2 separate regions of the Homo sapiens genome follow, and region 1 is linked to region 2. Evidence: read pairs that join two places in POLR2A ChIA-PET (ENCODE). Cell type or tissue: HepG2. All regions are shown on one strand. Links, peaks and the distances in the headings refer to the core of each region. The heading gives the core; the rest is flanking DNA.

Region 1 (4,421 bases), core at 1,271-3,770, 1.2 Mb after region 2:
AGACCTGTAAAAGAAAGCTTATTTCAACATAAAACCCTGCAGCAAAATTGAATAAGAAAGAGTATAATGTTAATTTCCAGTAAAAGGATAAAAAAACCCTAGAACCTGTTTCACCTATATTCATAAGTATCAAGAAGTGACATGGAAGTCATTCGATTCAGCCTATGATAACTAGATTTAGTTCTATATTTGAAATCTGTTGTTGCCTAGGTTTAAATGCTTTGAGGTCTTAAGTCTATATATAATGTTATAGCGTGCTTATTAATTGCAAAATTTTTCAATTTAATATGACAAAAATATTGCCTGGTAATCTGGGTATTAATGTTTATAGTTTCCATCACTTCACCTCAAACCTTCACAAAGGTTTTTTTTCTTATCCTCTCACTTCAGTCTCCCAAGCAGCAGAGACTAGAGAAAGTAGGCACCATGCCAAGCCACAAAGCTGTATATGGACAAAAAGAGAGATAAATAAGACTTAGTGTCCTCACTCTACAGAATGGTTAAATAAATTTGCAAATGTCAAGGAGATTTATGACAACATAGAACCAAGAAGAAAATAAATGAAGTTCACTGTCTTCTTGACCCTGACAACTTTCCTTAAGAAAAATTCCTGAAAAGAATGGTACTTCTTAATAGTAAAAACAATATATACTTTAGCTGGGCATATTCGGCAGGATGCAATCCATTCTTCTTTAAACTCCAGTGTTAGGAAATATTTTCTTTTTATTAACTCACAAAACCAGATATCACATATTTTACTTCCTTGTTATCATCTCTCTACTGGTACTAACATATAAAGCCCATGAGGGCTAAGGTTTTTATTAACCTAGTTATTTTTGTTTATCTGTCTATCTCCAGGCCTGAGAATAATTTCTGGAAGGAAACTAAGTTCATTATATATATTTATTAAATAAGTAAATGAATAAAAACAATTTCAACTAAGTTTCATAATAAATATTCATAATTGGTGACATCAAATCAGGAAGCTGGCATGTGAACTTTCTTTATGCCAGCTTTCTTGTTTCAGCCAGAGTAGTCTCATTCTTTATAGGACTAAACGACTCATAACATTATTTTTATGAACTTATTTTTATATAACAAATATTCATTTACCATCTTTTATGTTCAAAGCAAAGAAGATAAGAATTATGGTGAATCATCTGTCTCTTTAAATATAACATGAAAAGATTACACTAGTTTACATATAAAGTATTTTTTCAACATAATATTTTATCGTAATTTCTTCCCTAGTTTACACAAACATTTGTGATAATAAAGCTGAAAACTGTGGAAATAAATATATGATTAACCTAGTAACAGATACAACATTCAATCCCTTTGGCAGCTATAGATTAAAACTCTGTTATGAAATCTCTGCCTTCTCCTTAGTTTGGGTATTTGATACTAGAGATAATATATGATATTCATTCCACTCTCCTGATTCATGAACATATCACAAGGGATTGCATACAGACCACAAGACTGATCTTAAGAAATTAAGTAAGGTAACACGTCATGAGAAAAGCAATGGGAAGTCCTGATTCCTATGTGACTTCTCTTCATGAACTGACTTATATATAGTTTCAATCTGCTATACCAAGGATGACCAATATTTTGGCTTCTGTGGGCCACATTGGAAGTAGAAGAATTGTCTTGAGCCCCACATAAAATACACTAACACTAATTGTAGCTAATGAACTAAAAAAAGAAAAAAATCGCACAATACTCATAATGCGTTAAGAAAGTTGACGAGTTTGTGTTGGGATGCATTCAAAGCTATCCTGGGTCACGTGTTTGTGTTGGGATGCATTCAAAGCTATCCTGGGTCAGATGTAGCCCATGAGCCACAGGTTGAGCAAGCTAGTGTTATACTCATCTGATTTTGGTATACTTTATTAAACAAAGAATCTCACAAAGTTCACAATAGCTTTCATGAAACATAATACAACAAATGTGTCACTTTGGTCATGGATTTTCACAAGTGAAGAGTATAAATGAGGATATCAAAGAGAAATTACACCAGTCAGGGTTAAACAGGTAAGGAGAATTTTTTCTTTAAGACTATTGCAATAGGAATTAGGAATGTTACCATAGGGAAAGAGAGTAAACTCACTTCCAGTGAAATAAAAGACAAAGTATTATTTGTTTGTTTTTTGTTTAAGTACTGGGTTGAGCTAGTGGAAAAAAAACTGGAGGACATTATGGAGAAGAAAGTCCAAGTGATTAGGCCATCTGTATTTGCCAGTTGGCAGTATTGAAGTTAGGCTCCTACTCTCCCAAAGAGACAGAGGTTAGGAGAGCTATCTTAGTTAATGATTACATTTCAAAGGGATGGCTGCCAGGTCCTTGAGAAAGGCATTTCTGGGTTGTAAAACGGGTAAGAGGCTGGGAGAAGACATATCTCAATGGGGAAGAGGAAGGATTTATAACTGCCAGTTTTCTAAAATAAATACTCTAAGAAAAAGGATATCAGGGGCTCATCATCAGAAATAAACCTGTCCCAAGTTTAGCCCAACTGAGAGGAATGTTAAGGCTGTCTTGCTGAAAATAAAGGAAAATGCAAGTTTGGTGCATATTGATTGCTGGAAAATTGATGCTTAGCTCATATTCACCCACTAGTTAGTGGTATAGGAATGAAAATAGATGTCTCTTGTTTTCTCCTGTCTGAACTGGTATACATAATAGATTTTATTCTTTCTTAGTTCCCGTTTATCACATATCTGTATGTTTCTCAAAGAAGAGTTACTGGCACATAGTAAAATATGGGATTTTATGGTTTTAGGAAATGACATTCTTCTTCCTTTACAGGGTTTAGAATCAATTGATCAATAAATGCAGAAATCAGAGAAAAGAGGGACAAAGTATCACCTTTTGACTGACAGGTGATCTATTACTATGGTCCTTCTGTCAACACACCAAGGCTTTTTCTCTTAGACCAGTTATTGTTCCTCTTGGTGCCATCCTGGGCCTAACCAATGCTTAGTTTAGCCTTCACTACAAGGTTCTGAAATTGTTTATTAAAGCCTATTAAATTTAACTAATTCTGGTTTACTCTGTTCTCAAGGTTAAAACTTAACTTCTTATTCAATTCCCTACTGATGTGGTTAGGCTTTGTGTCCCCATCACAATCTCATCTTGAATTGTCATTTCCATAAACCCCATAATCCTCAGATGTCAAGGGAGAGACCAGGTGGAGGTAATTGAATCATGGGGGTAGTTTACCCCATGCTGTTCTTGTGACAGTGAGTGAGTTCTCACAAGATCTGATGTTTTCTAAGGGGCTTTTCCCCATTCATTCGACACTTCTCTTTCCTGCCACCTTGTGAAGAAGGTGCCTTGCTTCCCCTTTACCTTCTGCCATGATTCTAAGTTTCCTGAGGCCTCCCTAGCCATGCTGACCTATGAGTCAATTAAACCTCTTTTCTTTATAAATTAACTGGTCTGGGGAAGTGTTTTATAGAAGTGTGAAAATGAGCAAATACACCCACCATTATGTATGTTATGATATCCAAAAGAATTTATTCAATGATTTGCAAATAGATGAAAGGGCAGTATTGTCTAATATACAGCAACATATGGAAAGCTCAATTTCAAATATAATTCAGATTTATCAGCATACCCTACGGAAAAATTAAAAGCCAATGTACAAATAAACATGAAAATTAAAGTCTAAAGAATTGTAATCAAATAAATTATGAGTTTATCCTTCTCTATTTACTATTCTTTCTTGTTTCAGCCAGAGTAGTCTCATTCCAATGCCTGTGCGGACATGGTGCTTCTTCCACAGCTTTAACCAAGGCCCCCTTTTATAGAGTAGATATGTTCCTAGTAGGTCTTCAGATGTTGATCTAGACTTTCAGAGGTTCTTCTATGAAATAATCCAAAATATCAGAGACCACTAAAGATCATAGCCCATACTAACATCCAAACCCTGTAACTGCCTCGAGCAAAATTATGTTCTCATAATGAACACAATGGTTGGTTCATTAGCTATCCAGGTTAATGATGCCAAACTCAAGGCATAAAATCAGTGATGCTAGAGGAAGGAAAAAGGAGAACAATTGTCTTGGTTTCAACCATGCTAGAAGGCTAATCAATCTATGAGAATATTCGTAATGTAAATAAGGTGCTGTAGCAGATAAACACCAACTTTTTTTGTTTTGTTTTTTTGGAGGCAGAGTCTAAGTCTGTTATCTAGGCCGGAGTGTAGTGGCATGATTGCGACTTGTTGCAACCTCCACCTCCCAGGCTCAAGCAAACCTCCCACCTCAGCCTCCCGAGTAGTTAGGACTCAGTGAGTAGTTAGGACTCAGGTGCACACCACCATGCCTGGCTAATTTTTGTATATTTTCTTAGTAGAGACAGGGTTTTCCCATGTTGCCAGGCTTACTCCTAGGCTCAAGTGATCTGCCCAACCTCGG
Region 2 (4,421 bases), core at 665-3,164:
CTTGGGAATGGCTTTGTTATAAAAGCAAATTTGACTGCCTTTTTCTTACTCTCTCTCCTCGGTGCTCTCTTGTCCTTCTGGCTTCTGCCATAGGATGATGCAGCAAGAAGGCCCTTGCCAGATGCAGGGCCCTTGAACTTCTCAGCCTCCAAAATTATAAGAAATACGTTTCTTTTCTTTATAAATTACCCAGTCTGTAGTATTCTGTTATAATAATGATAAGTGCACTAAGATACCATGTGACTTACTTTACCCAAATGAATGTGTTGAAGTGATATTGTGAGACTTCTGAATCTCAGCCTCAAAAAGTCTTAGGGTTTCTGCAATTGCCCTTTTGGATTGCTGACCCGAGACCACCATGGAAAGCAATTCTGCCCAGCATGCTGGAGCATGAGAATGAAGGCACTGCAGCGAGCAGCCGGCACCAATTTCCAGGCATGTGAACCAGGCCATCTTCTAGCATCTCTCCCTGAGACAAGCGCCAGGTGGCTGCATCCATGTGAATGGCCTCTAGAGACAGCAGCAGAAGTGCTGCCCAGATGCTCCAGCCCAAATTGTTGGCCCAGAGTTGTGAGCAAATAAATGGTGATTGTGTTACGCTGCGAAGTTTTAGGTGGTTTGTTATGTAGGGGTAGAGAATGGATACAGAGATATTGGTAATGAGTTAACATAAAGAACAGGGGTGCATTGTCCCCTGAATGTCCTCTATTCTTCAATAGTTGTGACAATTTGCCTCCAGTGACCATTTAAGATGTTGACCATTGTGGCAAATGGTCACAGTTTATCTCAGGCTCTTTGCTGCCTGGATTAGTGTGCTTGGGCTGCCATAACAAACTGCCACAGGCTTAAATAACAGAAATTAATTTTTTCATAGTTCTGGAGGTTGCAAGTCTGAGATCCAGATGTCAGTCAAGTTGGCTTCTTCTAAGACCTCTCTCCTTGGCTTGTAGATGTCTGTCTTCTTCCAGTGTCTTCACACGGTCCTTTCTCTGTGTCATTTGGTATCCTAATCTCTTCTTCTTATAAGGACACCAGTCATACTGTATTAGGTCCCACCTATATGAACTCAACTTACCTTAATTACCTTTTAAAAGATGCTGCCTCCAAATATAGTCTGTACAGTCTGAGGTACTGGGGGTTAGAGTTTCAACACATAAAATTTGGGGGGGATATAATTCTGTCTAATCATTGCTTAAAGTCTAAGCACTAGCTTATTTTACCATCGACTCCTTGCCTACTGGTAGTTGAAGAAGTGATAGCAACGTGCTTGGACTGACCAACAATTAAGTAGCCAGGAATCATTCTGAGAAATACCCTTCCAGGTCTGCAAAAACCATAAAGCAATTTAGGGAGTTGAGGTCCCTATGTCACCTTCCTATCCAAGTACCATGCCTTTTCTGGCTGTTTGCTGGGGCCGTCTGAACATTTTCTGGAGGCTCACTGCAAAAGGCAAGTAGGGGCAGCCTGAGGTGGGAGTTTGGCAATCCGTAGAGGCTGCCGCAAGCTGGGACCACCTCTGCAGACGCTGTTGGATTCCTACTGTGGGAGATGTCCTCTTGCTAAGAGTAACACATTTCCTCTTGAGTAAGTGACAGGGTGGGAATATAGCTTTTGCCAAACTCTCAAATAGAAAAACAAACTCACATAATTTGGAGAGAAGGAATGTGCTTAAAATCTGATAATTAAATCTGGTCCCTTAGCAGCCAGCCCACACATGCAGACAGTGAAGGCAGAGGTCAGTGGAGGCGGTGGGATGGACACACAGATGTGTGTCTTTGGATGTTTACCTTGATTAATGGATACACATACAGCAAAGGAGGAATTTGGTGGAGGCGGTGGGATGGACACACAGATGTGTGTCTTTGGATGTTTACCTTGATTAATGGATACACATACAGCAAAGGAGGAATTTGGTGGAGGCGGTAAGACGGACACACAGATGTGTGTCTTTGGATGTTTACCTTGATTAATGGATACACATACAGCAAAGGAGGAATTTGGTGGAGGCGGTAAGATGGACACACAGATGTGTGTCTTTGGATGTTTACCTTGATTAATGGATACACATACAGCAAAGGAGGAATTTGGTTAATAGAATTATCTAGATTTCTGAAGTGTAATCAGTTAGTATTTATTGAACGTTTGCTGCCTGCGAAGCCCTGTATTACGGGTTGTGAAGAAAGATGCCAATCTGAACTCTTGCTGTTTAAATAATTTGAGATGCTTGAGTCAATGTTTCTGCCTAATTAAGTCTAAGTTAGCTTGCAAGACTGAACCTGATGACTGGCTTCTAGACAGCCTCAGGGTACTAATTCTTATTCCTAGTGATTATTGGTACAGGGCTGGAGCTGGCTGTGGAAAGATGATTGGGCTGCGTGTCAATGGATCCAATCCATTCTTTCATCTATTTATACACAACAAGCATTCATTGAAGATCTCATTGTGGATGCCAGACCTGTGTTATGCACCCTGAGATCTGCAGAGAATACTGAATCAGGGCTGCTGTGTCGGAGAGCTTAACCCCAGTAGGTTCTTTAGAGACTCAACCTAGAAGTTGCTCATTTGAGTAAATTCTTAAAAATAATAGCTCATGTCCTGTTACTTGTATTACTCTAAAAATGGACTTCAACTTACTAGAAGGATTCATATAAGTTAATACCAGTTAGGTTACATGAAATTTTATGTTATGTGTTCACTTGAATCATACATGTTTCATTGCATAACTATATATAATGATCATTCTCATTAATCAAGTCATTACTGTTACATGCCCATCCTTGCTTACATGTATATACAGGCACAATGACATAGAAACTGACCTGTATAAACATGTCTGTAAGAGAAGAGAAACTTCATATGCTGCCATTCCTAAGAGAGAGTCCACAGGGGCAGCTGCTAGCATGAGATTTTGCAGAGGGGGTCCAGTCTAAGATTCATGGTGGGTGGTCAGCTGCAGGTGCCGGCATTCACTGGGAGAACAGGTTTTTGTGCTGAAAGCACAACCAAGGGCTAGCGCAAGGAGGGAGCAGGATGCAGATGAGATGACAAAATAGAAAAAAGTCTAAAATACGTGGGGCATTCAAGAAGGCCAGAATGATTCTAAGTCTACTAGATGGTGCCTCTTGGGAGGCTGCCTGCTGTAAAGAGCTTTCATCTGGAAAGTAGAAGGACTTTGTTCTGAATACAGAATTTCTGACTCTTCTGCATATTAGTTACCTCCCTCTCTCACTTATTGGGTAGCTTAAATAACATATGTAAAGCACTTACTATAACTTAGAAATCTCTCAACAAATGTTGGTTTCTTTCCTTTTCTGGCTTGAAGCTACTTTTGGTGCCTTAAAGGTGTCACCCAGTAACAGGAAAAAGACAGACAGATCATGCAGTGTCCCCAGAAATGTACATCCCAGTTGAATGAAAGTTGAGAAATGTTTCTCTTTTCCACCACTTTCAGAGCTATTTTACTTCCCGGGGAGCATAAGAAATATCTGGGGAGAACTGAATTCCACATCTCTCTGATCTTAAAGTCGACAGAACTAGGCACGTTTTCTTAGAAGGCTGAGGTGCCTGCAGATGGCAAGTGAAGCATATAAATACTGACACATGCAAGAAAATTATATGGTGAAAAGAAACTCTTCAGGCAGAATATTGATCACGACAGCACACAGCTTCCATGGGGTCATGTTTCTTGGCTGTTGTTAGGGCATGGCAAGCACGATCATTGGGTCTGAGTAAGCCGAGGAGAAACATTAAGGGCAGAAAAAAGACGTAGCTAAGTCCTATAAAGCATTAAGTGTGTGCCAGACATTCTTTCTTCTAGCGCTTTTACATATTAATTCATTTAACTCTCAGAAAAGTGCTCTGGTGGGTACTATTACAGCTGGGAGAGAGGCACAGAGAAGTAAAGCAGACTCTCAGAGTCACACAGCTAGTGAACATCTGAGCCATGACCGAAACGCAGGCGGCCTCCAAGCCAGTGCTCAAGAACATGGTGCTATGGTTCCCATTATAATTTGACAAAGAAGTTTGAGACATTTTAAAATTTAATGCCAGAAGGATAAAAGATCTAATTGTGAAAAGCAGAACTAAATTCTTCTGGAAGTGAGTATGAAACTATATCTTTATGTGCTTGGAGCAGGGAAATATTTCTTAAATAAGACCATGAAAGCACTAACTCTAAAGAAGAGACAGATAAGTTCAACTCTATGAAAACTAAGAACTTCTGTTCAACAAAACACACCAACAAGAAAGTGAAAAGACCAACCACGAGTGTGGGAATGGTATTTCCAACAGTTATCACTACAAAAGACCAGTGCCCAGCACACATGTACAACTCCTTCACCAAGTAAGAAAAAGGCAAACAATACAAAAGAAATACTGGCAAAGGAATCTAATACATTCATCACAAAATGAAAATATAAATG

The links. Peaks named below come from ENCODE experiments on the same cell type or tissue, not always from the same donor. Only the 100,000 strongest peaks of a DNase experiment are listed, where the experiment ranks them.
Region 1: POLR2A ChIA-PET joins it to region 2 with 11 read pairs; 1 of 35 experiments calls an interaction of 5 or more read pairs at or near these places.

Annotation. Positions count from the first base shown.
Region 1 is chr2:83,065,962-83,070,382 of GRCh38, reverse strand. No RefSeq gene overlaps it. Among named protein-coding and RNA genes, the nearest start is that of LINC01809, 450 kb to the left of the region's middle. In HepG2, for the core only: no CTCF peak of the experiment used is centred there; a DNase peak (open chromatin) is centred at 2,252.
Region 2 is chr2:84,297,939-84,302,359 of GRCh38, reverse strand. All of the region lies in intron 1 of LOC107985905 (a long non-coding RNA gene), which reads left to right. Among named protein-coding and RNA genes, the nearest start is that of SUCLG1, 160 kb to the left of the region's middle. RefSeq lists an enhancer at 4,280-4,421. In HepG2, for the core only: no CTCF peak of the experiment used is centred there; a DNase peak (open chromatin) is centred at 1,889.